Regions from separate parts of the Homo sapiens genome. Here region 2 is linked to region 1. The links are chromatin loops, found by intact Hi-C in ENCODE. Cell type or tissue: ovary. All regions are shown on one strand. Each heading gives the region's core, and the rest is flanking DNA. Links, peaks and the distances in the headings are about the cores only. Region 1 overlaps WIPF3 (WAS/WASL interacting protein family member 3). Region 2 overlaps WIPF3 (WAS/WASL interacting protein family member 3).

Evidence for each region. Hi-C counts contacts between places; a loop is a spot of excess contacts. Peaks named below come from ENCODE experiments on the same cell type or tissue, not always from the same donor. Only the 100,000 strongest peaks of a DNase experiment are listed, where the experiment ranks them.
Region 2: a loop joins it to region 1, with 2.0 times the contacts of the local background. A loop is called at or near these places in 2 of 110 quality-filtered maps.

The regions. Positions count from the first base shown.
Region 1 is chr7:29,831,470-29,846,672 of GRCh38, forward strand. It overlaps WIPF3 (WAS/WASL interacting protein family member 3), which reads left to right. Exons shown (of 9, transcript NM_001080529.3): 2 at 3,199-3,345. The coding sequence starts at 3,256. Among named protein-coding and RNA genes, the nearest start is that of WIPF3, 33 kb to the left of the region's middle. In ovary, for the core only: no CTCF peak of the experiment used is centred there; a DNase peak (open chromatin) is centred at 8,092.
Region 2 is chr7:29,907,113-29,922,315 of GRCh38, forward strand. WIPF3 (WAS/WASL interacting protein family member 3) reads left to right here. Exons shown (of 9, transcript NM_001080529.3): 9 at 7,381-9,949. The coding sequence ends at 7,404. SCRN1 (secernin 1) reads right to left here. Exons shown (of 8, transcript NM_014766.5): 8 at 12,997-15,203. It overlaps LOC124901827 (small nucleolar RNA U13), which reads left to right and starts at 5,416; the gene lies at 5,416-5,520. In ovary, for the core only: no CTCF peak of the experiment used is centred there; no DNase peak of the experiment used is centred there; H3K27ac peaks cover 687 bases.

The sequences.
Region 1 (15,203 bases), core at 5,722-10,721:
CAATTAAGTTGACACATAAAAGTAATCATCACGCTCTGTGTTCATGACAACTTTCTAAACATAACTATAGTGAATAATGAGAATCAACTGTATTTTATTTAGTTCCTATATTGGATAGGTTCAATATTAGTGGATAAAACAAATTAACTCAAAAATCTTCATGGCTTAACACAATGGGAGTTTATTTTTCACATATGTAAAGTCTAATCAGGTGTTTGGCAGGTAGTCTTACAGGTGAGTCAGGGACCCGGACTCCTTTCATCTTGTGGCTCTGCCAACACATAGGACCTTTGCTACAGTCAATGGGCGGGGAAAGAGAAAAGTCGTGGGCAGAAGGTCTTTCTGAACCAGCCCAGAAGTAATAGCACATCACTTCGACCTTCATTGCATTGACCAGAACTCAGTCTCGTGGTCACACCTAGCTGCAAGGGAGGCTGGGAGATGCAGTCTAGCCATGTGCTGAGGGATTACAGGAATAGCTCTGCTGCAGTTCTCCTTAAAGTCTCTTTATACAGTTATTTTTTCTTAGGTAAATGACAAAACCCTTAGGTAAGTGGTATTTCCGTTTGTAAAGGTTATTCTTCCCCACCTTTTCCAGTTTTTCACCAGGGGAAGCATTTCTGTCTCCTGTCATGTGTCTTAGTTAAAAGATGAGATCCTTATATAATGAGACCTCTAGATATTCTCGTTCTGTTAATACTTCAACCAACTCTTTAATCTTTGCTATAAATTTTTGACTAAAAATATTTTTGCCACTGAATAAAAGATCATAAAAAATAGACCCAGTGCCTCCTGTAAAAGAAAGTGTTAAAATACAAATATCTGATAATTTGTGCTTGTTCCAACTAAATTGTGGGCCTGCATCCAAGTTGCCTTAGCACCAGCCTGTAAAATGCTAACTGTGTCTAACCCTATGTCATTGTGTGTATTAGTTTAGTGCACCATTAGTTTAGTTTTGGTAATAAAATAACACTGATGTTACCTGAAAGAAACACGTACTACCCCATGAGATCTCTGCTCAATTTTACTATGGTTTTATGCTGTGGACTCTGATGAGTATTTTCCTTTTCGGTCTTTCTGTTCTTGTTTTAATATCAAGGAATGAGGCAGTAACACAGTGATGATCAGGCTCCTTCTTTCAAGGAGCCTGAAATACTTTGTAAGAAAAGTGTAGTTGTGTACAACAATCAGCTTATGCACCTCCTTGGAACTCTTAGGAAAACTATCATGGACTCTTTCCCCAAAAAAGTTGCACTGACACACATATTTTACGCCATTTTCAATTTTTGTACAAATTTAGATTAATCCTGCTGGGAAAAAAGATGGTACCATATGATCCAGCAATTCCACTCTTGCATATACGCTGAAAAGAATGAAAAGCAAGGTCTTGAAGAGATATTTGTACACCAATGTTCATAGCAGCATTTCTCACAACACCCCAAAGGTGAAAGCAACCCAGGCACTCATCAATAGATGAATGGCTCAACTAAATGTGGTGTATACGTACAATGGAATAATTCAGAATGAATTTCTGATCCATGCTACAACATGAATGAAAGTTGAAAACATTATGCTAAATGAAATAAGCCAGACTCAAACGGACAAATGTTGTATGGTTCCACATATATGAGGTACCTAGACTAGACAAATTCATAGAGACAGAAAGTAGAACAGAGGTTACTGGGGGCTGAGGGGAGGAGACAGTGGGGAGTTATTGTTTAATGGGTACAGAGTTTCTGTTTGGGATGATGAACAAGTTTTGGAAACGGATAGTGATGCTGGTTGCACAGCATTGTGAATGCACTTAACGCCACTGAATTGTATACTTAAAAGGAGTTAAAATGATAAATCTGATATTCTTGGACTTTAGAACCTGTTAAGCCTTGGTTCCAATCCCAGGTCTGCTGGTTATAGTATAGGTGACTTTGAGCAAAAGAGTTAATGTCTCTGAACATCCTTTTCTTTATCTATAAAAATGGGGATGCTAGGGCGTTGAAGCCCTGACCTTAGAAGATTCTTGTAGAAATAAGTGTGATTAGTGTGTCACATAATTGCCATTTATAAAAAGATAAAAAGAACTAACATATTAGGTGAGCAAAATTCAGTGGACTATGCTAACAAGAAAGCATCACATTGCATAAATGCTTTTGGCCTCTGTGGAGACAAGAATATTAACATGAAAAAACATAAATGCCACAGGATTTTAAAGATGAAAAAACATAGGGACAGGCCTTGTTCTGGTCCTCCAGTAACCAAAGGGACAGCAGGAATACAAAATCACCCCTGCCCAAGTGTAAGGTTTATTTCAGTTTCTGCTTTGATTGTTTTTAGGTTCTTATATAGGTTTTTCCAATTCTTATAAACTATGGGGTTTTTCTTTAATACAGATTTTAAGTCCTTGCAGTGTGCCTTGCTATGGGTTCTAAGACACATGCCCACATACACACATATGCATGCACACATACAGGCTCCACACATTTATCCAGAGATCAGACCTCCTATAATATTAACTATTTGAAACAGAATCATATTGGCAGAATCATGCCAAAAAGCCCCCTGCATAGCAAATACCAGATAGAAAGTCTAGGCAGAGGAGAGGAGTGGCCCATCCTCATCCAGATGGCTGGGTAGAAATGATGACACAGGAATAGCAGGGAAAGTAAGAGCTGACAGGAGAGAAAGAGGCAGGAAAATGACTAGCGCCCTAAGCCTTGCTCGAGGCTGGCATCATGAGTTCATGTTGAGCCTGTGACATTCAGAAAAGGTTACATTTCATTCTGTTTGCTCTGCTTAGGAAAATGGGAGTCTATGCAGAATGATTGAAAATGATAAAACTAAAAATTTAATGCTAAAGAGGTAGAAGTCAGTTATCTGGAAAAATTATTATGGAATGAAGGATTGCTATATATATATACATATATATGTATATTCTATTTGTACTGAGACACAAATAGCTAAATTCTATCAGTTTTAACACCTATTATCTCTAGAATCTGGCTGCTTTTGTCAATCTCCAGCACTTAGCACAAAGCTTGCCTCAGAGTGGGCACTCTGTGAATAAATGAATGAACAAATGAGTGAATGAATGAACAGGTGAAAGAATCAAGCTGACTATAATATGCATGTCTGCAAGATACACATTTCCTGCATGTAAGTAAAGAAATCCAAGTTTAAATCCATTCTTTTTCTCTTTTTCAGAGCAGAAGCCACTCTCTTGGGACCATTCATAAGCAGGAGACATCAACACCGTGACACATGCCAGTGCCACCGCCACCCCCACCTCCTCTGCCTCCACCTCCCCCGCCTCTGGGGGCTCCTCCCCCTCCCCCACCATCAGCACCCCCGGTAAGACCTTTTTTTCTGATTGGTTTACTGTGGAGCATAAACTGCTTGAATACACTTGAGCAGAAGGTTTTAAATGTTCAGAAGTAGCACTGCCTAGCTTCCCTGTGGCAGGTGGCATCTTAGGTGGCTGGATCTGGCAGCTTTAGAGTCTGATTCCAAACCAGCCTGGCTCAGCCATTTCTCTCCCCCATTCTTCGGCAGCTTCCACCTCCACCTCATTGGTCTACTGATGTCTACCTCATTTCTCTTCTCATTCCTGCTGCTTGGTACAGGCTCGCGAGTCTGAGTGACTTTCTGTCTCACTGGAAACCTCACGCAATGGGCCATGCCAAAGTGCACGGCCAATGAGGCCTTGTGAAGTCAAGTTCCAGTGTGGAATTTGGATGGTGATAATGAGAGATTGAGCTTCAGTCCCCTAGTGTAATAGGAAATGCCACAACGAGATATAAAATCCTTACATGAAGTTTCCCTATCTACACAAGACTGAATCGAGGCTATTTCAGTTCGTGTTGCTGAATGTTCTCTCTTGGTTTCATAGTTTGGTTTGTGTCTAGAAGTGGGCCACTGAGGGTGGTCATTTTGTTTTGGAACAGGGATTCTCAGCCTTGGCACCACTGACATTTGGGGTGAGATCATTTGTGTTGTTTGGGCTGTCCTATGCATTGTAGGATGTTTAGCAACATCCCTGGCATCTACCCACTAGATGCCAGTAGCACCCCCCAATTGTGGCAGTAAAAAAATGGCCCTATATATTGCCAGATGTCCCCTTGTGGGGCAAAAATCACCACCGCACACACGGTTTCAGAAAAATGCTAGTGCTTACTGCTTATGGCAAACTTTTCCTCTGAAGAAAACCAGGAGCACTTCTCACACTCATTTTCCATTCCTCACACCACTTCAGTGAGGGGCGTCTCGCATCCGCTCCGCAGCTTCTGTTTTCCGTGGAAAATGAACGAGATGACGGTATGGCACACAGAGACAGGGCTGCTTAGAGATGGTGTGAGCCAAGTCAGCAGAAGCCAGGAACAGAACCTCCCTGCCATCCTCCCCACCGGATGCAACCCTCCCTCAGATGTGCAGATGACATGGCCCTGAGGAGTGTTGGCTATGAAGGGAGAGCCTGCGGCCCCTGCTGCATGACCACAGGCCCTGGTGAGGGTGAGAGTATGCCTGAGATGTCACCCCACGTGACATTCGTTTGGACACTGACCCTATCTGAGGTGCCAAGGGCTTAGACCTGCCTGGAACTTGGCTCTTGCCCTGCAAGACAGTAGAAAGAAAGCACATAGTATAAATTACGTTTGAGAGCTTTCTAACCAATATAAACAAAGAATAGGAATAGGTATTGAAGTTTCACTGCTGAATTTGACCCAAAGTCAAATTCAAGGTCATTGCCACAAAGTGATGGTTTGTAAGTAAACACACATGAAACTATCATATGGATCTTGCAAGCACTGAAGAAGTACAACTTAGAATAACTGCAAATACTGACGTACCCATAAATTTAGCCAGAATAAATAAACTGAACAAAATCCATGTTATTGGAGGTTTGAGAAAATAATCCTTTTTAAACATTGCTGGTGACAGACAAATGTCTAGGACTCAGTAAAAGTTGAACAGGTCTTTCTGGAGTGTTCTCTGTAAGAAAACAGTAAATGTGTATGTATCATAGTTTTCCCCTGGTAATCAGGTAGTTTTATTTTTGAGACTGATTTAAGAATTTAACCCTAAAAATACCAAAAAGAATTTATGCAAGGATATGTCCAACAATGCTATTTATTCTAGCGAAAAAATAGATCTTAAATGGCTTACGAGAACTAAATGAAATGTGTTATGTCATACTGTTAATTAAAAATTGCATTATGCAGTGGTGGTAATTAAAACTTACATCTGGCGGGGCACAGTGGCTCACACCTGTTATCCCAGCACTTTGGGAGGCCGAGGTGGGCAGATCACCTGAGGTCAGGAATTCAAGACCAGCCTGGCTAACATGGCTAAACCCCATCTCTACTAAAAAATACAAAAATTAGTCAGGCATGGTGGCAGGTGCCTGTAATCCCAGCTACTCAGGAGGCTGTGGCAGGGAGAATTACTTGAACCCAGGAGGCGGAGGTTGCAGTGAGCCAACATCGCACCACTGCACTCCAGCCTGGGTGACAGAGTGAGACTCTGTCTCAAAACAAAAACAAAAACAACTTACATCTATGCTGATATGGAAAAGTAGATATAAAATGATGGATTGGAAACAACACACATTTTGGCCGGGCATGGTGGCTCACACCTGTAATCCCAGCACTTTGGGAGGCTGAGGCAAGTGGATCACGAGGTCAGGAGATGGAGACCACCCTGGCTAACACGGTGAAACCCCGTCTCTACTAAAAATACAAAAAAATTAGCTGGGCATGGTGGTGGGCGCCTGTAGTCCCAGCTACTCGGGAGGCTGAGGCAGGAGAATGGTGTGAACCCAGGAGGCGGAGCTTGCGGTGAGCCGAGACCACGCCACTGCACTCCAGCCTGGGCAACAGAGTGAGACTCCGTCTCAAAAAAACAAACAAACAAACAAATGAAAAACACATTTTGTGCATAATGAAATCAACTACTTAATATATGTAATAAATAGCAAAAATCAGAAGAGAATTTGATAATGTTGACAATAACATTTAATATTTTATTAGGGAATTTCTTCTTTAAAGATGCTTAAATGCATAATAAAAATAATTGTACATTTGGTTAAATTTTTTGAATTCTCTCCTTCATTTCTCTCTCTCTTTCTCTTTCTGAAGAACAGGTCAATTTAGGAGTAAAATAATCATGTAAATTTTAATATTTTCTTAAAACATATTTTCTACATTTATGTAGAAAAATAATGTGTACACTTACAATACATATTAAAGGCAAATAATTAACGTCTTTAGCATATAAAGAGCTCTTACAGATTACTATGGAAATGATGAATACAAAGATGGGCACAGGATATGATTAGATTGAAGAAATGCAAATATTTTAACCTCACTACAGTTTAATAAGAACAAATTAAAATAATGAGAAACCATTTTTATCTATCAGTTTAGTGAGATATTTTTATTTATTTATTTATTTAGTTAGTTAGTTATTTAGTTATTGAGACGGAGTCTTGCTTTTTCGCCCAGGCTAGAGTGCAGTGGCACTATCTCGGCTCACTGCAAGCTCCTCCTCCCAGGTTCACACCATTCTCCTGCCTCAGCCTCCCGAGTAGCTGGAACTACAGGTGCCCGCCACCACGCCCGGCTAATTTTCTCTATTTTTAGTAGAGACGGGGTTTCACTGTGTTAGCCAGGATGGTCTTGATCTCCTGACTTTGTGATCCACCTGCCTCAGCCTCCCAAAGTGCTGGGATTACAGGCGTGAGCCACTGCGCCCAGCCTAGTGAGATACTTTTTAAATGTTGGCTGGAGTATTAGGAACTAGGCACTTATAACTCTTGGTGGGAGCAAAACTTAGTGAAATGCCCTAAGATACAATTTGTCAGTAAAAAATGGACCTAGTTTCACTTCAAGTAATTTTCTTGACATGGCTTCACTTCAAGTAATTTTTATTTAAGTAACTAATCATAGATATACAGAAATATATAGCTATAGGAGATTAATGAAAGTATTACTTGTAATAATAACCAAAAAGAAAGAAACAAAAAACAACCCACATTTTTTATGACAGCAGATTCAATAATTTATTATATATCCTCTAAATGGTATATGAAGCAGCCATTAAAATCATATCAGAATTAAAAAGAAGAAAATGACAAATGTTGGCAAGGATGTGGAGTGATGGAAACTCTCATACACTGCTGGTGGGAGTGTAAATTGATATAAACCCTTTGGAAAACCGTTTGACAGCACCTACCACAGTTAAACATGTGCATCCTAGGTAGATATCCAAGAGAAGTATGTGCCTGCATGACCCAAAAGACATGTTAAGAACATTTGTAGCAGCATGAATAGCACAAAACTGGAAACAACCCCCTATGTCCATCAATGGCAGAATGGATTGATAAAATGTGTGTTATGGTCATGCTCTAAAGTATTATACAGCAGTGAAAATGAATCAACAATACATGCAACAATGTGGAGGAATAGCCACGTGACAAAAGAATACATGCTGTATGATCCCATGTATATAAAGCTCCAAAACAGAAAAAAATAAACTACAGTGTTTAGGAATGCAAGACAAGCTGGTAAAATTATGAGGAAAAGCAAGAAAGGGATAACCATAAAATCAGGAGATGGCACCCTTTGGGAGGAGAGTGGGGGACTCAGGATCAGAAAGGCCCTGGGTGCTTCTAGAGTGCTGGCAAGACTCTAATTCTTGACACAGGTGGCGATGACATACAGTATCACTTTATAGAAATACGTTAAACTGTACAAAATTATTTTATGTGCTTTTCTATTTGTGGCACTGGACAATTTAAAAGGTTAAAAGAGAAAAAAATCATATCCAAATTAATTTGTAACTTCCAATGTCGTGATTGATTCAGACAAGAATCATCTATGAAAGCTAAAACCACTGGGTGAAAGGTTGTGGGGGAAAAAGATGTTCTCAGGGTCAGAAGTATCACCCACAGATGCTTCTTACTGCAAAGGGGAAAGTGTCTCTTTAAAATGGATCAAACTTACCGTCACGTGTAATGGAATGACCTCCTATCACAAGCCTCTGCTGGATACAAGGAGGCGCACAGAGCGTCACCCTGTGGTAATCTGCCCGGAATGAATGACCTCATGAGCAAGCAATCAGACACATGCAGAATGTGGGACCTTCTGCAACAGAGGCTGGCAAACCAGGACCCCTGAGCCACAGCCAGCTCACCACCTGTTTTTTATCGTCCTCCAGCTAAAACTGGTTTTTACATTTTCAAATGGCTGGAAAAAAATTAAAAGAAAAGTAATATTTTGTGACACATGAAAAGTATACGAAATTCATGTTTCAATCCATAAATAGTGTTATTGGAGCACAGCCACACTCATGCAATTTGTCTATGACTGTTTTTATGCTACAGCAGCAGAACACCAATTAAGCAAAATGTTATTCCTCAAAGAATTCCATTCTTCTCACTAGTAGGCTTGAATTTTAAAAATTTTACTCAATTATTATTACTATGTTCTGAGTTCTGTCAATAAATATTTTGTGGAAGTTTCTTTTCTCTTTTGTTATATAAGTATATACATTATATTCTAGATTTTTGCCTCTTGGCCCACATACCTAAAATATTTACAGCCTGGCCCCTTCCAAGAGAAGTTTGCCAACACCTGTCCCGCAGTCAGCTGGGCTCATTCAGCCTCCCATTCCCACTACCCACCACCCACCCACTGCAGTAGCCAGAGATCTTGCATGCGCACATCCTCTGCTTCTCCTCTCGAGAACTTCCTGGACCCTGTTGAGCTGTGGCCCACTCCATCCTGCATGGTCTGGCCCCTGCCTGTCTCTAAGACCTCCTCCTGTGCCCCTGTCCTGGAGTCTCCTACTTAAGGCCTCTGCATAGCCATTGAGAGCCTGGAAAGGCTCTACACAGTCATCCCAGCTCAGGTGTCCCTTCCTCCTACATTACTGGCTTTTATATCTTTTATATCTGCAAACCCCCCACTTCAGAGCAGGTAGTAGTTTTTAACTTTTTTAAAAATTTGACTGGGGTCTATATTTGATGTTTTGTGTCACTCATGCCTGGCTCGAAATAAGTACTCAACTCACTGAATGAATGAATACATGAATGAATGAACAATTATTTATGTAAATTGGGTTAAGAAATGGAGTTAAAACTTTTTATAATCAGTGTTCAGGACTCTAAACATCTATGTTGTGAAAGAAAAAAGTATATTTGAAGGTAGAAAGCATGGTAAGAAAGACTTTGTTTAGGACCATCACAACAGGTGGATAGGATTTTGCAGTAGGGGAGAGAGATTGGGCTCAACTCCAAATACAACATGGGCAAGAGGGAATGTATAGCCCAGGAGCAGGGTGGGGGTCAGTGAATATACTAAAAAGAAACATCAGGGCTAAAGGAGATTCTGGCTGAATGCAGCTAACAAGATTCTTACTGAAGACAAGCCAGGGTGATCGGACATACCCTGGTGGTTGGTGAAGGATAAGGCACCTGATCGGATATCAAGGGTGATCAGATATCGAGATGGGGTCGTTCTTGCTAAACCGACGTAGCAGGGGGTTTTGCCAAAACTGGATTTTACAAGGGAGTGCACAGATGGGCCTGGGAGAAGCTTTGGAAGCTTGGTTAAATTTTGGTTACAAGGTCAGGATTCTCTGGTCAAGCAGAGAGCCTTTGTCAGTGGCATAAGCCAGCATGTCAGGTTTTATTATATGTAATCTTTGTAAGATGGGGATCATTTTGTGTGATATGTCTGATCCTCTGTAACGAAATGCAAACTTCACACCGGCTCTGGAAGACCTGGGGAGTAGGTTAGGGGGAAATTAGGCTAAACATTTTTTAGTTTCAGCCTTCTACCTCTCTCCCCTCACCCCTTCTTGCTCCTCCTCATCTCCGTCGCTGATGAGCATCTTTTCTTTTTTCAAGAGCGTGGAACAGAGAAAAGGGCTGATGGAGCCTGCTGAAGCTGTGGAGCAGGCTTAAAGCAAAGCCAGACGGGCTCTCTTCATCTCCTTTCCCTCTTTTCTTGCTTCTGGTTCCCCAGTTTTTGAGCTCCTTTGTCTGATCTCTTTAAAATTCAATGTTGTCTGGCACAGTGGCTCAAGCCTGTAATCCCAGCACTTTGGGAGGCCAAGGCAGGTGGATCACTTGAGGTCAGGAGTTCAAGACCAGCCTGGCCAACATGGTGAAACCCCATCTCTACTAAAAAATACAAAAATTAGCCAGGTATGGTGGCGAGCACCTGTAATCCCAGCTACTTAGGAGGCTGAGGCAGGAGAATGGCTTGAACCCAAGAGGCGGAGGTTGCAGTGAACCAAGATCACACCACTGCACTCCAGCCTGGCTCAAAAAAATAGTAATAATAAATAAAAAATAAAATCCAATATCAATGTCAAAATTGCCCACATGGTGTGTTGGTCCACTTAAAATTAAATTATTACTGTTGCTTTACTTATAAGATGTAACCTAAAAATATATCTAAAGGAAATAGAATGGATTTGATATTTGAAATGCATCAGAATTTTACCAAACTTTTCCTTTCAACTGTACTTTGACCCCTTGGTAGATTCCAAGATGAGCAAAGAAGCCCCTCGGGGGCCTGTGATTTCGGTTTTCTTGCCACAGTCCCTAACCATGGGCAGTGCACTCTCCCTACATGTCACTGACCAGCTGAGAAATTCTTTGGAGTTGGGTTGCCCAGGCAAAGCCTGACAGTAGGGTTTATGGCTACAGCATTTGTGTTTATTTATAAAATAGAATGTGGATTTTTATACCATTATTATTTAATGTTGCCATTCAAGTTTCAATATCCTAAGGAAGAAACAGTTCACCTAGGGCAGGCCATGTCTTATTATTTAAATACAAAGGGGAAACTGGCTTGATAATCACTTTTTACCATGAAAAGCAACGCTCTAAGTAGGAAGACACTGAGGTGCCGTATATTTCTGCCTGCCCGTTCCGGGAGTGATGTTTCATAGAATGCTGAAGGGAGATTACAGTGAGAGGCTTATCGCACCCCTAGCTGTTTTCCTCCCTCGTTCCTGTTTGCCAGAGTCTTTGCTTTCAGGAAATTCAGTGGCATGATTTTTCTCCTTGTAGTCTAAGGATTGCATGATTCCTCGGCAAAGTGGGCTTTCGAGTAGGAAATATAAGCTGTGACATATATTGGGAGGTTTTCCCACCGTCTTTAACATGCTGGGGTGCATGCAGTGTAGAAAAACATGCCAATCTGTGAAAGAAAATGGAGAAAATGGAGTGCCCTCTGAAGTCTCATGAGAGCTTTTTTTGGAATTTTGTGTTTGCTGTTGTTAAAAAAAAATGCAGGGGCAGAGGGTCGCTAGGTGGAAGGGTGCTTAGTAGAATTGCATATTGCACCATATTCTGGAAAAGGTAATTTGCATGTCTGCTGGTTCATTTGGAATAATGAAAGGCTTAAAAATTCTTACACACTGTCACTCACTTAGGTTCCCCTGACACTCTGGTACTTCGATTAGTGTCACTAATGAGGGACTGGGGACGCTTACCAGGAACTGATAGTGGCCACTGGAATAAGGATAAGGCATTTGCATCAGGCCAAGCTGTTAGGATAGTATTAAGTTGACATTTGGTTGCTGCTTAACAGTTTGCAAAATGACACCTTTGTCTTTAAGCAATTCTAAAAACTTGATTTTCCCTCTCTTCTTTGGTGGTGAACACCAGGAGCAGGAACATGGCTTTAGTGAAAAATGAGCTAGTGTTGGCAGCAGGTTTCCTTGGTCTGGAAGAGAAAGAGGTGTGGCAGGACCTGCCACTCATACTTCCAAAGGGCCATTCAGGGTGGTATTTAAATGTGTTTCTTTTTTCACAGCTGTGAGGTGGGAGGGGTGGCAGGAACAAAGAGGAGAGGGCTTGCAGTGGTGTGCAGGAGGCAGCGATTACAGACTCATAATGCCCAGGACTTGGCAAGAAAAGCCTGCGAGCGCTTGTTAAGGGCCTTTGTTGAGTTTCATAGGAGCCCGGAGCATAAGCCGCTCGCAGGCGGTGTCTGAGCTGAGGGTTACGGCAGGAAGGTGACAGGGGGTACAATGCCAAAGGGTGACCCTAGGGTTTGTCTCTGGAGCAATGATTCCTAACTGGAGCTTTCTGTTATACCCAAATCTTCTGGCTCTTTGCCTTGGAAATATTTTAAGATTCCAGGGTAACTAACGATTCCTAGAAAACTGCCAGCGAACCTTTCCTCCCTCCACCAGGTTTGTCTTTTCATCTGTACGCTGCTGTGCTTGCGAAGGTCACCATCGTTGGGAGGCTGGGATCTTTGGAGCCACTTACTTCTTTCCCCAAACTGTTCTTTCCTTCTTTAACCTTTCTTGTCATAAAAGGGAAAAAAAAACTCCACCCACGTCAGGTTGTTGCTGGTGGTTAGAGAACCAGCCCTGCCCAGGGAGGAAAAGCTCTCATCAGGTGGGGTGAGGAGGGGTGGCCCATGCTGAGCTCCACATCTAGTGGTGCTGGACTCTGCAATGTGACTTCCTGGCTGCCAAGCCAACACGCCACATCTCTGCAGTGGAGGGCTGGCTTGGCAGCCAGGAAGTCACGTTTCCTAGATTGTTTAATAAAAGGACAGGTAACATGAAGTGAGAAAAACAGGATACATGTAGACAGTGTAGTCCCAATTACGTAAAAGAAAACTGTGTGTGCACAGGCTTGCCTATGCACTCTCACATAAAGGCTGTAAGGACATGGAAAACGTGTCATCACTGGGTATCTGGGGTGGAAAAGGGTTGGGTGATTTTTATTTTCTTTTTTTTGTGAGTCTGCGTCTCCTCAGATGTCTACATGGAACATTTGTTTCTTTTATAATTAGAAGAAAAGGTTTTTAAAAAGGAATGAATTATCACTTACCCATTGGCTGAGTTGGATCCTGTAACAATAATGCTTCATAATAACAGGCATCTACTAAATAGCTATTGTGCCCCCAAGTACTGTGTTAAGCACTTAACATGGATTGTCTAAATTATCTAAATATTTACAACAATCCAATGAGGTAGGGACCGGTAGTGCCATTTTAAGGATGAGAGAACTGAGGCACAGAAAGTTTACTTACGTGCCCAGTGTCACACAGCCAGTCATGGGTAGAGGCTGGATTCCTCCCCTGCCTTTCTGGCCATTGAGCCTAACTGCCGTGTGCCCCACTGCCTCCAGCTGCGTGAACGGGTTCAGTAAGTGGTACTGATGACTAGGCAATGAACACTTATCTAGCATTTACTATGACCTTTGCATTGGCCTGTGGACTAGCACATAGTAATTGAGTTATTCTTCACAGTAACCCTTTGAGGCAGGTACTGTTCTCATTTTAAGGATGAGCTAACTCAGGCACTGGGGGCACGTCACTTACTGGGCAGGGCTATTATTGGGACTCTGGCCGAACGGCTCCCGGCTGTGCTCTGAAGCGCTAAACCAAAAGCCCTTCGATGCAGATCTTCTCAAGGATTACTTCTACTTCTCTCAATCTAAAAGCCAGGAAGTCAATGGATTCGGCTCCCCATACCTTGGCCAGAGCTTCCACATTTCCTCCAAGCTGCCTCCTGAGATTGCTGTTTTCTTTCCTTTTTTTTTTTTTTCTGTGTGGTTCCATTGTTTTCCCCACTTGCTTTTTGGTTCTTCCACCCTTCTAATAGGAAAAAAAAAAACACAAAAAACATATTGCATATTGTCCTCGGAATAAAACTCATGGTTTAGAGAGATTCTGATAGAGAATCAGCATGGAAAAAGAAGATGCAGTGCAAAGGAACTCGGTTTTGTTTTGTCTTCGTTTACAGCTAATGGCAGATGAGCTCAGAAGGATAGGGTCTCTGCTGCTAGCAGTGCGGGGCACATAGTGAGGACAGTGGCTGCCCCTTGAGCTCAGTGACAGCAGACTGTGTTCTTAACCTTGATCAGGCTATCATGCAAATTTAACTGAGCTTTGGCCACACAAAATTACTAAGTCTCTGCCTCTGAAGAGTTTAGAACCTGAATCCAGAGAAACCAGGGCATGACATTGGTCACTGCTTGGTCATGAGAAAGATGAGTATAGAATTGGCTTCTTATTCCTAGACTAAAACTTTGTACCATATGTTGCCTCTTCATTAAGTATTTCCTGAATACGGGATCCTGAAGTCTCATCTTTAAAGAGCCCTCTTGCCCTCTGAATTAGTCACCTTTCATCCCTAAGCTTGCTTCTCTGCATATCAGGCATTAGATGTGCCTAGATAATGTTGTGAGCTCTCTCCTAAACAGACCAGAGTCGGATGAGGGATGAGGGAGGATCTTGGGGCCAATGGTCACAAAGCAGCTAATGAGAGATCTGAAGACAGAGAGTCTGTGCCTAGGTCAGTCCGAAGGACGTAGTAGGCACTCAGTTCCTAGCCTTTCTTCCTGATCTAGTGAGTTTAGTGCAGATACTGTAATTCACCAGGCAAACCCACTATGAGCTAACCAACCACGATTTTCCATTTGCCGTGAGCCTAAGCCTTGAAAGCCAGAACAACATTCTGCGTTGTGTTGTATGAGAACACCATCAACATTGGACCTGGCTGTGATATGAAAGTTATTTTTTAAAGAAGAAATAAAATTAAAAAAGAACACCCTCAATGCATTTAAATTTTAGTAAGAATATTTTATAAAGCAAATGCAGTTATATCAGAAGTAACAAATATAGGGACAGCAAAATTTAATACTTGGGTATTATTTTAAAAGCCATAAAGTATCTTTTGGCACAGCCTTTCTCATTCCAACTCATTATTTTCCAAGAGAATAGACCCTGTGCCTTTTGCTTTGCATGAAGATTTTTTAAAAATTCACAGAAAGGAACACAGCGTACCCACTTTGTACATGCTAGCAATAGATTTCCATTTTAATAAGGCCTGTTCACAATAGAGGAGTCTGAATGTGTTTTCAAGTTGGTTAAAGCAGGATGCCACCTGTACCACATAGAGTATTTAAAACACAATGGTGGCCAGGCACGTTGGCTCATGCCTGTAATCCCAACACTTTGGGAGGCCCAGGCAGGTGGATCACCTGAGGTCAGGAGTTCAACACCAGCCTGGCCAATATGGTGAAACCCGATCTCTACTAAAAATACGAGAATTTGCTGGGCATGGTGGCGTGCGCCTGTAATCCCAGCTACTCGGGAGGCTGAGGCAGGAGAATCGCTTGAACCTGGGAGGCGGAGGTTGCAGTGAGCCAAGATCACACCACATTGTACTCC
Region 2 (15,203 bases), core at 5,736-10,735, 76 kb after region 1:
CAATTATAAAATCTAATATTATTGTAACAACAGTTTGTAACTATACTTTTTGTTTTCTACATGATTTAAAAGACAAAACATTTTTAAATTTTTTAGTTTAAAAGCTAGTGTTATTGTAACTTTGGTTTGTAACTATATATTTAGGGTTATACATAATTTAAGAGACTAGTGTATTTAAAAGACTTATTAATTTATGTTTTGGGGCACACAGTATATAAAGATGTAATTTGTTCACATCAACAACTAAAAGGAGTGGTGATGGAGCTGTAAAAAAGCAGATATTTTGTATGTTATTGAATCTAAGCTACTATAAAATCAAATTATAGTCTTACAACTTTAGGATGTTAAGTGTAATTCCTATGGGCTATGGCCTGAATGTTTGTGTCCCTCAAAGTTCATATGCCAAAACCTAATCCCTAATGTGACAGTATTAAAAAAGTTGGGCCTTTGGGGAGGTGATAAACCATGAGGGCAGAGCCCTCATGAATGAGATTAGTGCCCTTATAAAATAGGCATGAGGGAGCTTGTTCATCCCTTTCACCATGTGAAGATGCAGTTTGAAGGCACCATCTAGCAGACAGCGAGCCCTCACAAGACACCATATCTGTTGGTGCCTTGATCTTGGACTTCCCAGCCTCTACAAATTTAAGAAATAAATTTCTGCTGTTTTCATAAATTACTCAGTGTAAGATGCTTTGTTATAGCAGCCTGAAAAGACTAAGACACCATGGTAACCACACAGAAAATAGCTATAGAATATATACAAAAGGAAATGAGAAACAAATTTAAACATTTCACTACAAAAAAAGTCAACTAAACAGAAAAGAAAGGGTATGAGGTACAAAAAAGCTATATAGAAAAGAAGTAGCAAAATGACAGAGTAAATCCCTCCTTGTCAGTAATTGCTTCAAATGCAAACGGATTAAACTTTCCAATCAAAAGACAGAGATTGGCAGAATGGATTTTTAAAAATCTGATCCAACAGTATGCTGTTTACAAGAGACTCAGTTTAGCTATAAAGACAAATAGGTTGAAAGTGAAAGGATGGAAAGAGATATTCCTACTGTGATCAAAAGAGAGCAGGGGTGGCTCTACTAACATCAGGCAAAATAGACATTAAATCAAAAAGTTTACAAGAAACAAAAAGGACATTATATGTTAATACAAGTTTCAATAGAGCAAGAAGACATAACAATTACAGATATTAGTTCACCTAATAACAGACCATCAAAATGCATGAAGCAAAACTGACAGAATTAAAGTGAGAAACAGACCTATAATAATAGCTGAAGAATCAAATATCCTACTCCTAATAATGGGTGAAACAACCAGACAGGAGATAAGGAAAGAAATAGAGAACACAAAAAAGCTGTATATAACAGACATATACAGTACAGTCTACCCAACAACAGCAGTATATACATTCTTCTTAAATGCACATGAGACATTTTCCAGGAGAGTCCATTTGTTAGGCCACAAATTAAGTGTCTTAAATGATTTTAAAAGATAGATATCAGGCCAGGCATGGTGGCTCATGCCTGTAATCCTGGCACTTTGAGAGGCCTAGGTGGGTGGATCACCTGAGGTCAGGAGTTCCAGATCAGCCTGGAACATGGTGAAAACCCATCTCTACTAAAATACAAAAAATACCCGGGCATGGTGGTGGGCACGTGTAGTCCCAGCTACTTGGGAGGCTGAGGTGGGAGAATCACTTGAACCCAGGAGACAGAGGTTGCAGTAAGCCAAGACCGTGCCATTGCACTCTAGCCTGGGCAACAAGAGTGAAACTCCATCTCAAAAAAAAAAAAAAAAAAAGATAGATATCAGACAAAATATCTTTCCTAGCACAGTGGAATAAAATTATAAATCAAGAACAGAAGTAAAACTGGAAAATTCACAAATTTGTAGAAATTAAACACTACACTCTTAAACAACCAATGGATCAAAGAATAAATCAGAAAGGAAACTATAAAACACTTGGAGATTAATTGAAATGAACATACAACATACCAAAATTTATGGAACACTGAAAGCAGTGCTAAGAGGGAGATTTATAGCTATAAATTGTTACATTAAAAAACAAGAAAGTTATCAAATCAGCAACCTAATTTTACAATGTAAAGAGCTAGAAAAAGAAGAACAAACTAAACCTAAAGCTAGCAAGAAGGAAGGAAATGAAGAAAATTAAAACAGAGATCAATGAAATAGAGAACAGAAAAACAATACAGAAAATCAACAAAACCAAAAGTTGGTTATTGAAAAGATTAACAAAACTGACAAACCTTTAGTTAGATAGACTAAGGAAAAAACAGAGAAGACTCAAACTGCTAAAATCAGAAATGAAAGTGGATACATTACTACTAATCCAACTGAAATAAAAAGGATTATAAGAGAGTATTATAAATACTTTTATGCCAAAAAGTTGGATGACCTAGATGAAATGGACACATTTCTAAAAACACAAAACCTACCAAGACCAAATCACAATGAAATAGAAAATCTGGCTGGGCATGGTGGCTTACACATGTAATCACAGGTCTTTGGGAGGTTAAGGTGGGAGAATTGCTTGAGGCCAGGAGTCTGAGCCAGCCTAGACAACATAGCGAACCCTGTCTCTACAAAAAAATTTTTAAATTAGCCAGATATGGTGGTGCGTGGCTGTAGTCTAGCTACTTGGGAGACTGAGGTGAGAAGATTGCTTGAGCCCAGGAGTTTGAGGCTGCAGTGAGCTATGGATTGCACCACTGCACTACACCCTGGGTGACAGAGTGAAACCCTGTCTCAAAAAAAAAAAGAAAAAGAAGATAGAGAGTAGAAGGATGGTTACAAACTAGCGGGGGAGTGGAGTTGGGGATGGTTAATTGGTATAAAAAATAGTTAGAATAAATAAGACCTACTATTTGATAGCACAACAGGGTGACTATAGTCAACAATAATTTAATGGTGCAGTTTAAAATAACTCAAAGAATATAACTGGATTGTCTGTAACCCAAAGATAAATGCTTGAGGGGATGGATACCCGATTTTCCTTGATGTGATGATCACTCATTGCATACCTGTATCAAAACATCTCATGTACCCCATAAATATATACACCTACTATGTACCCACAAAAAAAAAGAAATAGAAAATCTGAATAGACTTATAACTAGTAAGGACATTTAACCATTAATCAAATATCTCCCAAAAAAGAAGAGCTCTGGGCTTCATGGCTTCACTGGTGAATTCTGCCAAACGTTCAAAGAACTAACCCAATCCCTCTAAAAGCTTTCCAAAAAATTGAAGAGGAGGGAACGCTTTTTATCTATTCTATGAGACCAGCATTATCCTGATACCAAAGCCAGCAAAGACACAAGAAAACCGTAGACCAATATCCCTTATAAACACTGATGCAGAAATTCTCAATAAAATACTAGCAAATCAAATCCAGTAGTATATTAAAAGGATTATATACCATGACCAAGTAGGATTTATTCCTGCATGGCAAAGATTATTCAATATATAAAAATCAGTTAATGCAATATATTGCATTAATAGGATGAAGGGAAAAAAACACATGATCATCTCAATTGATGCAGAAAAAGCATTTGACAAAATTGAACACCTTTTCATGATAAAAAAAATTCTCAATAAACTAGGAATAGAAGGAAACTCCCTTAACATAATAAAAGCCATATATGAAAAATCTACAGTGAACATGCCCAATGGTGAAAGACTGAAAGCTTTTGCTTTAAGATCAGGAACAAGGCAAGGATGCCTGCTTTCATCGCTTCTATTCAACATAGTACTGGAAGTCTATCCAGAGCAAAGTTGGGCAAGAAAAAGAAATAAAAGACATCCAAATTGGAAAGCAAGAAGTAAAATTATCTCTGTTTGCAGATGATATGTTGTTATATGTAGAAAATCCTAAAGATTCCACCAAAAAAAAAACTGTTAGAAATAATTCAGCAAAGTAGCAGGATACAAAGTCAACACACAAAAATATGGTTGTATTTCTACACACTAACAATGAGCAATCTGTAACGAAAATTACAGAAACAATTCCATTTATGATAGCATAGAAAAGAATGAAATACTTAGCAGTTAACCAAGCAGGTGAAAGACTTGCATAATGAAAACTATAAAACATGGCTGAAATAAATTAAATAAGACATAAATAAATGCAAACACATCCCATGTTCATGGGTTAGAAGACATTATTGTTAAGATGTCAATACTACCCAAAGCAATCTACAGATTCAGTGTAAACCCTACCGAAATCTCAATGACATTTTCTTCAGAAATAGAAAAACCCAGAATCCTAAAAGAAGAATCCTAAAATTCATATGGAATCTCAAGGAACTCCTTGAGATAGCCACAACAATCTTGAAAAAGAAGAATAAATCTAGGGGACTCACACTTCCTATTTCAAAACTATAATAATCAAAACAGTGTGGTACTGGTATAAAGACAGACATATAGACCAATGGGATAGAATAAAAAGCAATAAATAAATAGAATAAAAAGAAATAAACCCTTGCATGTATGGTCAAATGATTTTAACAAGGGTGCCAAGACCATTCAATAGGGAAAAGGTAGTATTTTCAACAAATGATGCTAGGAACACTGGATATCCCCACATAGAAGAATGAAGTTGGACCCCTTCTAATATCATGTACAAAAATTAACTCAAAATGAATCGAAGACCTAAATGTAGGACCTGAAACTGTAAAACTCTTAGGAGAAAACACAGGGCAAAACCTTCATGACACTGGGTTTGACAATGATTTCTTGGATATGACACTAAAGGCATAGGCAACAGAAGAAAAAATAAGCAAACTGGATTTCATGAAAATCTTTAAAATTTGCATATCAAAGACAATATAAAAAAGAAAAGGCAACCCACAGAATGGGAGGAGGTATTTTCATATCGTGTATCTGATAAGAGATTAATATCCATGATATATACAGAACTTATAAAACTCAACAAGAAAACAAATAACCTAATTTAAAAATGAGCAATGGACTTGAATAGACATTTCTCTAAAGAAGATAAACAAATGGCCAATGAGCATAGGAAAAGTTGCTCAGCATCACTAATCATTAGAGAAATAAAAATCAAAATTACAATGAGATACCACCTCATACACATCAAGACGGCTGCTATCAAAACAAAACAAAATAACAAGTGGTGGCAAAGATGTGGAGAAAATGGAACCCTTATGCACTGTTGGTGAGAATGTGAAATGGTACAGCTGCTGTGGAAAACAGTATGGCAGTTCCTCAAAATATAAAAAACAGAATTACCATATGATCTGGCACTTCCACTTCTGCGTATATACCCAAAAGAACCTAAAGCAGAGCCTGGAAGAGATATTTGTACACCCATGTTCATAGCAGCATTATTTACAATAGCTAAAATGTAGAAGCAACTTGATCCTCTTGTAGTTCATGAGCGTGATGATTGAGTATTCATGTGCATGTGTGAGATGTGCCACTCTCTGAACCTTGTTACAACCTTGGCACATTACCTGTCTGACCTGAACTTGGAAAAATAAAGTAAAATGTAGAAGCAACTCAAGTATCATAGATAGATGAATGGATAAACAAAATGTGATACACGCATGTACAGTGGAATATTATCCAGCTTAAAAAGTAGGAAGTTCTAAAATATGCTTCAACATGGATGAACTTTGAGAACATTATTCTAAGTGAAATAAGCCACTCACAAAAGACAGACACCATATATGCCTCCATTTACCTAAGTACTTACGGTAGTAGAAACAGCAAGTAGACTGGTGCTTGCCAGAGATTAGAGGGAAAAAGAAAATTGAGAGGTATTGTTTAATGGGTACAGTCTCAGTTTTACAAGATGAAAAGAGTTAAACAAAAGTGGGTACTGATGATTGGTTGCAAAACATTATGAATGTATTTAATACCCCTAAACTATACACTTAAAAATGATTACTAGTCAGCTGGGTGTGGTGGCTCATGCCTGTAATCCCAGCACTTTGGGAGGCCAAGGCAGTCGGATCACCTGAGGTTGGGAGTTCGAGACCAGCCTGACCAACATGGAGAAACCCCATCTCTACTAAAAATACAGAATTAGCCAGGCATGGTGGCGCATATCTGTAATCCCAGCTACACGGGAGGCTGAGGCAAGAGAAGCGCTTGAACCCGTGGACGGAGGTTGCGGTGAGCTGAGATCACGCCATTGCACTCCAGCCTGGGCAACAAGAGTGAAACTCCGTCTCAAAAAAAAAAAAAAAAAAGGTTACTAGTGTAAATTTTATGTTATTTATATTGTACCACAATAAAAATGGAGAAAAAATGTTAATAGGCATTCACTCTAGAAGACTATGGCTGATTTGTACTTTCTTCTTTTGGCGTTTATGCAATTTCCAAGTTTTCTACAATGATTATATTATTCCCGTGACCAGGAAAATATAGTAATAATCATAATCATGTTCCTTCATATTCGTATGGCTCTTTACATTTTTCAGTTAGCTTGCATATGTTATATCATCTAATCCTTTTAATAACCCTGTGATGGAAGCTGGAGAGATACCTTTAATGCCATTTTTATAAAAGAGAAAACTTTCTAGAAATTTGAAGAACTTGCCCATGTCACAATGCCCAAACCTTCTGACCTCTTGTTCAGTGCTTCTTCCATAATGCCTCACTGCTTTTCCTGGCATGTTAGAATCTCCAGGGACAAGAATCCTCCTCACTACCAACGTGTCACACACTGTGCAGGATCTGGTCTCCAGCCTCACGGCAGGCATGCACCCAGATCACCTGAGTCTGGTGGTTTTGATCTCCGCCTGCAAGTCTACTCAAAGTGGATTGTAGTCTCCTTTGGGCATTCCACAGTCAAGAAGATCTTTGTATCTCACTGGATACCATCTTAATTCTCACTGCAGTGAGACACAAAACAATTGAGAAATCACTGGGTTCTAGACATTGCAAACAATACCCCAGGGACTGCTCTTTTTTATGGCTAGAGTGGTCAGTGCATGGGGTGGGAGCCCTGGGCTGGAAGTCTGAATGCCTAAATCGGTTTCTTGCTTTTCCACTGCCTTAACTTGGGGTCTCCAGCACGTTTTTTTTATTTCTCTGAGCTTCCTGTCAAGTGAATTGCTGATGATTGGTTCTATAAATGTTTATAAGACAGTATTAGGTCCTCACATACCATCAACTACATACCCCATTTCATCTGGTTTCCACCCACAGCCCCTTGGGTAAAAGTCAGCTCTTTGCATAGGCATCTCCCCAAACTTGACAGCCTTGCATGAATGAGAAGCTTCGGGGCCCAGCCTGTTTGGGGGGGTGGAGGAGGAAGGCTTTCATGTGCAAGAGTCTTCTAACTCCACCTGGTAATGTTCTGTTATGTTTCCACAGTTATCTCTAAAGACTCTTCGGTGAGAAGACAGATGAAGCGAAGGTCCTGGGGTTCCAGGTTGCAGAACAACATGTCAGACCCCACCCACCCCATGCTCAAGCTGTAATTCAGTTGGCATACAGGCTTGGAATTGAGAATTTATTTATTGTAAATATGTGATTTGCACGGGCTTTAAAGCAGTATTTTAATTGACTTTTATTTCGGTAATATTTTTTAAAACACCCCTCATTTTTCCATTTTTTGCATTGCATCTTGGCATTTGTCAGCACAGATAGAGCCCTGTCCCTCCACCTAGTGCCCACTCCATGACTGTGAATCTGCTTGCAGGCTGGCCCTTCCTAGATTCTGAACCGTTTGTAGAGAGTCCTTAGTTTGCAGGTAGCCCCAAAGTTATAAATATCCACAACGGCTTCTTATTGGCATAATTTCATATTCTCATCACACTAACTGCAAAATCAAACCAAATAATGCCTTATCAATGATGCAGCTCAGAGGAAGTAGCGTGTCCCCCACACCCAGACAGTGCCGCGCAGCCTCCAGGGAACGAGGTGCCATGTCTCGCTTCCATTTTGCAGTACAGGGAATTTTTTTTTTTTTTTTTTTTTTTTTTTTTGCTGCCTAATGTAATACATCACAAAGTAAAGGCAAGAGTGGGCTTGGCCCTCCGATGCCAACCACAGGGCCCCTTTTGTAACTGAATAATCCTCCAAGTAGCCAGTGCTCCTACTGTTTACAGTGTCCCTCGTGCCCAAGTCTCTGTCACTTTCATCCTGTTCCCTCCAAGTTCCCAGTCCCATCCCAGTAGCCAGCTTTATGAGATTTTGGTATTTCTTCCCTACAGATTAAAAACATACACAACTCATCATTATGCTAAACTACCAGTTGTATCTCAGAGGTCTCCCCTTCTGCCCTTGCTTCGAGTGTGGACTTCCATGGAAAATATGACATGAAAAAGTGTAGAACGAAACATCGTGTGAAATACCTGCCACAAATACCTAGTGCCTCACTGCCCCCATCTTAGGATCCTTGGAGCCACCCGTCAGGCAAAACCTAGCTCCCTTCTGAGCTAAAGGAGAACCTTGCCTGACAACTCCACATTCATTCCCTTGTGGTGGGCACCTGTCTGTGGGGAGATGTGTGCAAGCTCAGCCACTCTGAATATGGAAAAGGTCAGGCCGGGCTGGTCCTGCTCTTCACTCCCTCTTCTTGATCCTGTAGGGAGTGGAAATGTGTTTTTGCTTGCTGCCTGACCCCTGATGTTCCCCATCTTTGGTCGGGGAAGACTGTGACAGAGGAAGGAGAAAAAATAGAAGGAAACAGACTGATCCCTGGGCTGTGCTCAAAATAGCTGCCCTTTAAAGGAAATCAGGCAGGGAGGGGAGGGAAACCAGCGAAAAAGAAATTTGCTTTGCAACAACCCACGCACACATTCACCCCTGAAGTATATCATGAACAGACCAAGCCATCCAGAAAGGCAGCCGGTCAGGAGGGTGTGGGCAAACATGACTGCATCTGCCTCACTGTTGTCTGGAGTAACGACTCAGGTGGTGTCCTGCAGCAGTGCTGTGCTTTCTCATTCCAGATGGAAGCAAGTGAGCCAGGGTCAAATTCCCTTCTCCAGGGGAATGAATCAAGCCCAAACTGTAACAGCTAAATAAGTAGAAGTTTTTGCAGGTCATCAGCTCTGGGCATAACTAATTTGTTTTATTGGTTCTGGAAGATTTCCAAAAAGCCAGAATTTATTATTATAACAGTGTCCACTCCACTGCCCTCACAGTTGTGTAAAATAATTATAGAAGTTTTAATGATCCTGATTAAGAAGACCCTAGACAAAGGCAATTCCACCTTCAGAGTAGACTGCCTGCCCTAATGAGGTGTTTAGACATTCGTGTCTCCTATGGCTGGGATGGAAATTAAAATAACACTATTTAAGGACAGAGCGGGCCAGGAGCAGTGGCTCATGCAGGTAATCCCAGCATGGGAGGCTGAGGTGGGTGGATTACTTGAGGTTAGGAGTTCAAGACCAGCCTGGCCAACATGGTGAAACCCTGTCTACTCAAATACAAAAAATTAGCCAGGCATGGTGGCTCACACCTGTAATCCCAGCAACTTGGGAGGTTCAGGCACAAGAATTGCTTGAACCCTGGAGGTGGAGGTTGCAGTGAGCTGAGATGGCACCACTGCACTCTAGCCTGGGCAACAGAGCGAGACCCTAACTCAAAAAAAAAAAAGGACAGAGGGGAGGAAGGAGCAGAAACCAAAAATGGCAATTAGGGAGAAATCTCAGGAATGTGGCATCCCATCTCCCCTTGAGACCTATCACTGAATTCACAACCCTTCGAGCTCATGCTGGTGCACTGAGTCCCTTGGGCGCTGTAAAGGTTTAACCCCTTGACTGTAAACTCAGACTTAGAGACATCTGAGTCACACAGTCCCCGCCATTGTCACATATTCTCACTGACACTGCAGTCTGTGACTCCTCCAATGTTTCACGTGTATTTTATATTTATTGATGTCTCCTTCCGCAGATTCATTTCTTTGTACTTAATAAACTTTAGTAAGTGGAAATGCTTCCAGTCGTTTCCTTGTTAAAACCCATCGGTGGTCACCAGTATCAATCTAAACCAAACATTTTTAAGGATCAGGAGAAGTTGAAGTTCTAAGAATGATAGAAAAAAAATAGATATTTACATGGATACGGTGCTTGCTGTAACATACTGTGTTAGAAACAGGGCCTTTCTTTCTTGAGCTAACTAGCCTAATTGGTATTTGGAAAAAACAAGCAAGAAAAAAAAAATTTCTCAGGTGCATTTTTTAAAAAGTAGATAACACTATATTTATTCAGTTTGATTAACACAGAATGGGCAGTGTATTGCTTATAAATTCTGCTAAATTGTGTTGAAATAGAACAACCTTCCCTCTACGTGCACTTAGTCCCCACTCCCAACTCAGCAAACCCCCCAAAAAAGCCTCCTGTAGGAACAGAATCATCTTGAATCCCCCTGTAGTATTTTAAGGTGGACCTTTGGGAACAGGGTTCAGGGGAGGTGAGATTTATCTGCTAGGCAAGCTATCTCAGAGCTAGTGCTTAGAAGGCAAACCAGGATCTGAATCTCCATTTTGCCTCTTACAAGTTGCCTCTTACAATCTGTGCCTCAGCTTCCTCATTTGTCAAAAGGGGACATAAATATGTACCCGAGTGTATATTGGTGAAGATTCAATGATGTAATACACATGGGCAAGCCCTCAACCCTTGGATCACAACGGAGCCAGTGATGCACACCCTGCACCCCGGGGAGCAGCCAGTTTGCTGGTTCCATGCTTGGGCACAAACAGGGCTCTGCTGGCTGCATCCCAGGCACTTCATTCAGTATTTGCTGAGCTACTCAGACCACACTTCACTAACTCTGCTGCTGGATAACAATGAGAGAGCAGTCATTAAAATTCATAGATGTTCCTGAAATAAATCTCATCTAGAAACTAATTTCAAAGCTGGTTACTACACACTTTGCATCAGAATTAGTTAAGGGGCCGTTTTATTGCTCTCTTATTGGTGGAGGTACAGATTGGCTCTTTGATGGCCAAAAGGGCCAGTCTGAATGGGGAAGAAAAAGTAAGGGCCGAAGATAATCTACAAAGTGGATGATGAACTTCAGAGTCACATTGAGCATGGCCGTGGTGAAGTAGCTAGAAGTGTAAGCACCTTTTATGGAGCTAAGTGTGAGAGACGTGCTTCCTAGAGAGGGAGCAAGTTAATGGGAAGGGCCATGGACTCCAGAAGCAAGTTCCAAATTCTCAGACGGTGCCCCGGGAGGCTTCAGCATCCTCCACCCACCCATTCTGTTATGGGTCGAATTGTGTCCCCACAAAAATCCATAGGTTGAAGAAGTCCTAACCCCCAGTACCTCAGAATGTGACCTTATTTAGAAATAGGCCCATTGCAGATATCGTTAGTTAAGATGAGGTCATACTGGATTAGGGTGGGCCCCTGATGCGATATGACTGGTGTCCTTATAAAATGAAGAAATTGGACACAGACATAGACACAGGGAGAACGCCACATGAAGATGAAGGCAGAGATAATCAGGATGCTGCTTCTATGGGTCCCAAAGTGCTGAAGATTGCCAGCAAGCCACCAGAAGGTGGGCAAGAGACATGAAACACATTCTTTCTCACAGCCCTCAGAAGGAACCAACCCTGCAGATGTCTTATTCCTGGGACGTCTGGGCTCCAGAACTGTGAACCAGGAAATTTCTCCTGGTTACGCTGCCCAGTTTGTGGTACTTTGTGACGGCAGCCCCAGCAAAAGAATACAGGCTTTGTCACCCAGAGCTTTGCAGGAGGGTACAATGTTTATGAAAAGAGAGCTGGGAATAAAATTTCAGAATTAGCAGCTCCTTATCATGTAAACAGAGCAGTCATCTACCCTGACCTTGAAATAGGTCATTCATTGCAGGTGACTAAGTCCTATCTTCACGAGCAAGACATTCAGTTGCGTTTTACCTGTCACAGTGGAGAGTCATGGAAAGCAAGCTGGCATTTCTGGGTCACAGGAGTGAAGAGAGCTGGCTTTTTCCCTAAGTGGCATCCTCTCCTGTTGTGGCATTGCTGATGCCTTGGAATCAAGATGTCTGGCACAGAGTACCAGCCACTCTGATGATCTAGACTTCCATTCTAATAACTATGGTAAAATACACATAAAGTCTACCATGCTTACCATGTTTAGTGCTTAATTCATTCGTGTTGCGTACATTCATATTGTTGTACAACCGTCACCACCATCCCTCTCCATAACTTATCTTGCGAAACTTTCTGAAACTCTATACTCATTAAACAGTAACTCCCAATTTCTCCCCCACCTCCAGCCCCTAGCAACCACCCTTCTAATTTCCGTCTCTGTGATTTTGACTGCTCTAGGTACCTCATAGAAATGAAACCATATAATATTCGTGACTGGTTGATTTCACAGAGCATAACATCCTTAAGGTTCATCCATGTAGCATGTCAGAATCTGCTTCCACTTTTTAAGGATGAATAATATTCCATTGTATGGATAGAACACATTTTGTTTCTCCATTCTTCCATCTGTGGATATTTGAGTTGCTTCCAGATTTTAGCACTGTGAATAGTGCTACTATGAACATGGGTGTGCAACCTCTCTTCCAGACCCTACTTTCAATTCTTTTGTGTATACCCAGAAGTGGGATTGCCCGATTATACAGCAGTTCTGTTTTTCATTTTTTGAGCAACTCCATACTGTTTCCCACAATGGATGCACTGTTTTACATTCCCACCAACAGTACATAAGGGTTCCAATTTCTCCACATCCTCACCCACATTTGTTATTTTCTGGTTGTGGTTTTTTGTTGTTGTTGTTGTTTTTGTTTTCAATAGTAGCTATCCTGACGGGTGTGAGGTGATATTTCGTTGTGGTTTTATATTTAAAGACTGAATTTATCCACAGAACATTACATGATGCAAGAAACTGCTGAACTGACTGTTTTCTAAAGATTCTAGCCAGAAAAATATATCCATTCTCATACATTTTCTATATTGCGACTGAGGCCCACGTTTATTCACGAGACACAAAACAGAAGAGGCCACTCCACTGGATGTTAATTTCAGTTTTTTTTATTGTATGCTTGATGCATTTAGAGACAATTCCAAGGGCAAGCACTGGATAGGGATATTATCTGCTTTGTAGATATTTGTACAAAAGACTGTTAAGACTACATGGCCAGTTCCCACTGCAGGAAACAGAATGATTTTCTTTTTTTTTTATTATTATTCCCTGCCAATAGCATTTTCCATCTAACACATTTAAATTCTCACAGCATAATTGCAAACATGTACATATTGGTTCCCACGAGAAATCTGCAGGTGACATTTCGGGATGTTTGGAGTCAATCAGATAAAGCACATTATGACAGAAACCATAAGAGGGGAGCTGGGACCTGGGACTGTGCAGAATGAAAAGCCACGGCTACGGGAAGCATAAGCTTGTGCTGCAACGGCATGTGCACATGACCTGCTGCTCCTGGCCCTCTACGAAGCATGCCCAGCAAGGGAACCTCCTCCGTCCCTCCTCCACGTGCTTCCTTCCTAAGGCTGAGAGCTCAACTGAAGACCTTCCCCAATAAATGACAGATGGCTCTTCAGTCAGGAATGCAGTTAGTGGTTTCATGACAGACACACTGGTCCCACCCGGCTTCCCTGCTGAACCACCCAGTACTGAATAACACCTGTACCAATGTGGGATGACATCAGCTAGGAAGCAAAGTAATTTGCCTGGTTGATGATTATTTTTTATACCTAATGATTCACCCAATAGTAAAGGAACCCCACAGCTAAGGTCTAACAGGCATATACCTGCTCTGTTAGTTTATAAGAAAGACTCGTTCTAATAACACCAGGTCTTATATTATTGAGCACTAAGGAACCTCCATAATTTCGATTATATTCTACCTAAAATTTCAAAGCACCTCCAAGAATGAAAGGGTACTATTTCTGCTTTGCTAATTTACTCCTGCCAGAGCTTCTGTCCTTGAATATGAGGGCTATCTTCACCTATAGTAAATCCCATCTATTAGACAAGACTAGCTAGCTTATGTTTGGTTATGGGGCAAGGGAGTGGGGGAGAGATTCTGTCCTTTCTGGCTATGGCTTCTTTCTGCACAAGCATGCTCAGCCCCCACCCCAGTCTGAAAAGATACACAAAGGGTTTCCTAGGAAGCTACTTATACACTATGACCCTTAAACATAATTTTTGTATTTCATCTTGAATATTCATGTTCCCTATACTGCCTTCAGAAAAGCAATCCCTGGTCCACAAATTATTCATGTAACAAGCATTTTTCAAAAGCAAAATCTGTTAGGAACATTTAAAAATGAACATTCCTCACTATAACAGCCTGCTCAAAACCCAACAACCTATTTCCAGCTGTTAATATAAGTACATAAAGTCACTAAAAGTAAGCGCAGCCACATCAGCAGATTCTCTGCTCTCTTGTCGTCTTTCTCCACCCATCCCAATGCACAACTGTCAACTGTGCTTATAGACCACCTCCAGACCTGATGGGAGCTGCCACACCCCTTTTAACTTTTGCCAGGCTGTACCATGCCCTCTAGTGGTAGGACTAGGACATCACAATTGTGGTGCAGAGTATTAGCCAAGACAGCTCTCAATTAGGGTTGCCTTCTTTAAGATGCTTGACCAAGGTCAATGTACCCTAACAGAAGTAGCCATTGTGTTTCCCAATGGGTAATGACATAAAGCGGGTAGGGTTATCCATGGCCTTTGTTTGGCCCATAGAAATGAAAGGAGGCTTCTGTGTAATTAATTCTTACTAGACTTCTTTTGATCAAATCCTGAATCACCTTGGTTATCTCAGACATGTCAGGTCTGATGAGACATTTCATAGTAGGCGAAGGTGAAATCACTCAGTGAGATTTTAGAGCAGCTTTCTGTATCATCTTGCTTTACATAGCCACTTGGAACATGGACTTGGGAGGGGAGAGTTACCTACGTCATCCTCGAACCTCACTTTCCCCCCCCCTTAACAGTGATAGAAAGACACTTTTAGAATAGCCGCCCCACCTAAAAGGACACTCTAAATTCACCAACAGTGAAAGCCCAGGCCAAACCTGCGTGAAGCTCTTAGCAGCTACAGGCCACCATTATTGGTTGCCATTAACTCTGTCAGCTGAAATCGTCTTCCCATCACCCACAATGTGTGGTTAATGATTTTATATACAGAGTTTACAAAACTGCTGACTAAAAAGCTCATGGCACTCCTATACTCACGCTCTGGAGAGTTGGTAG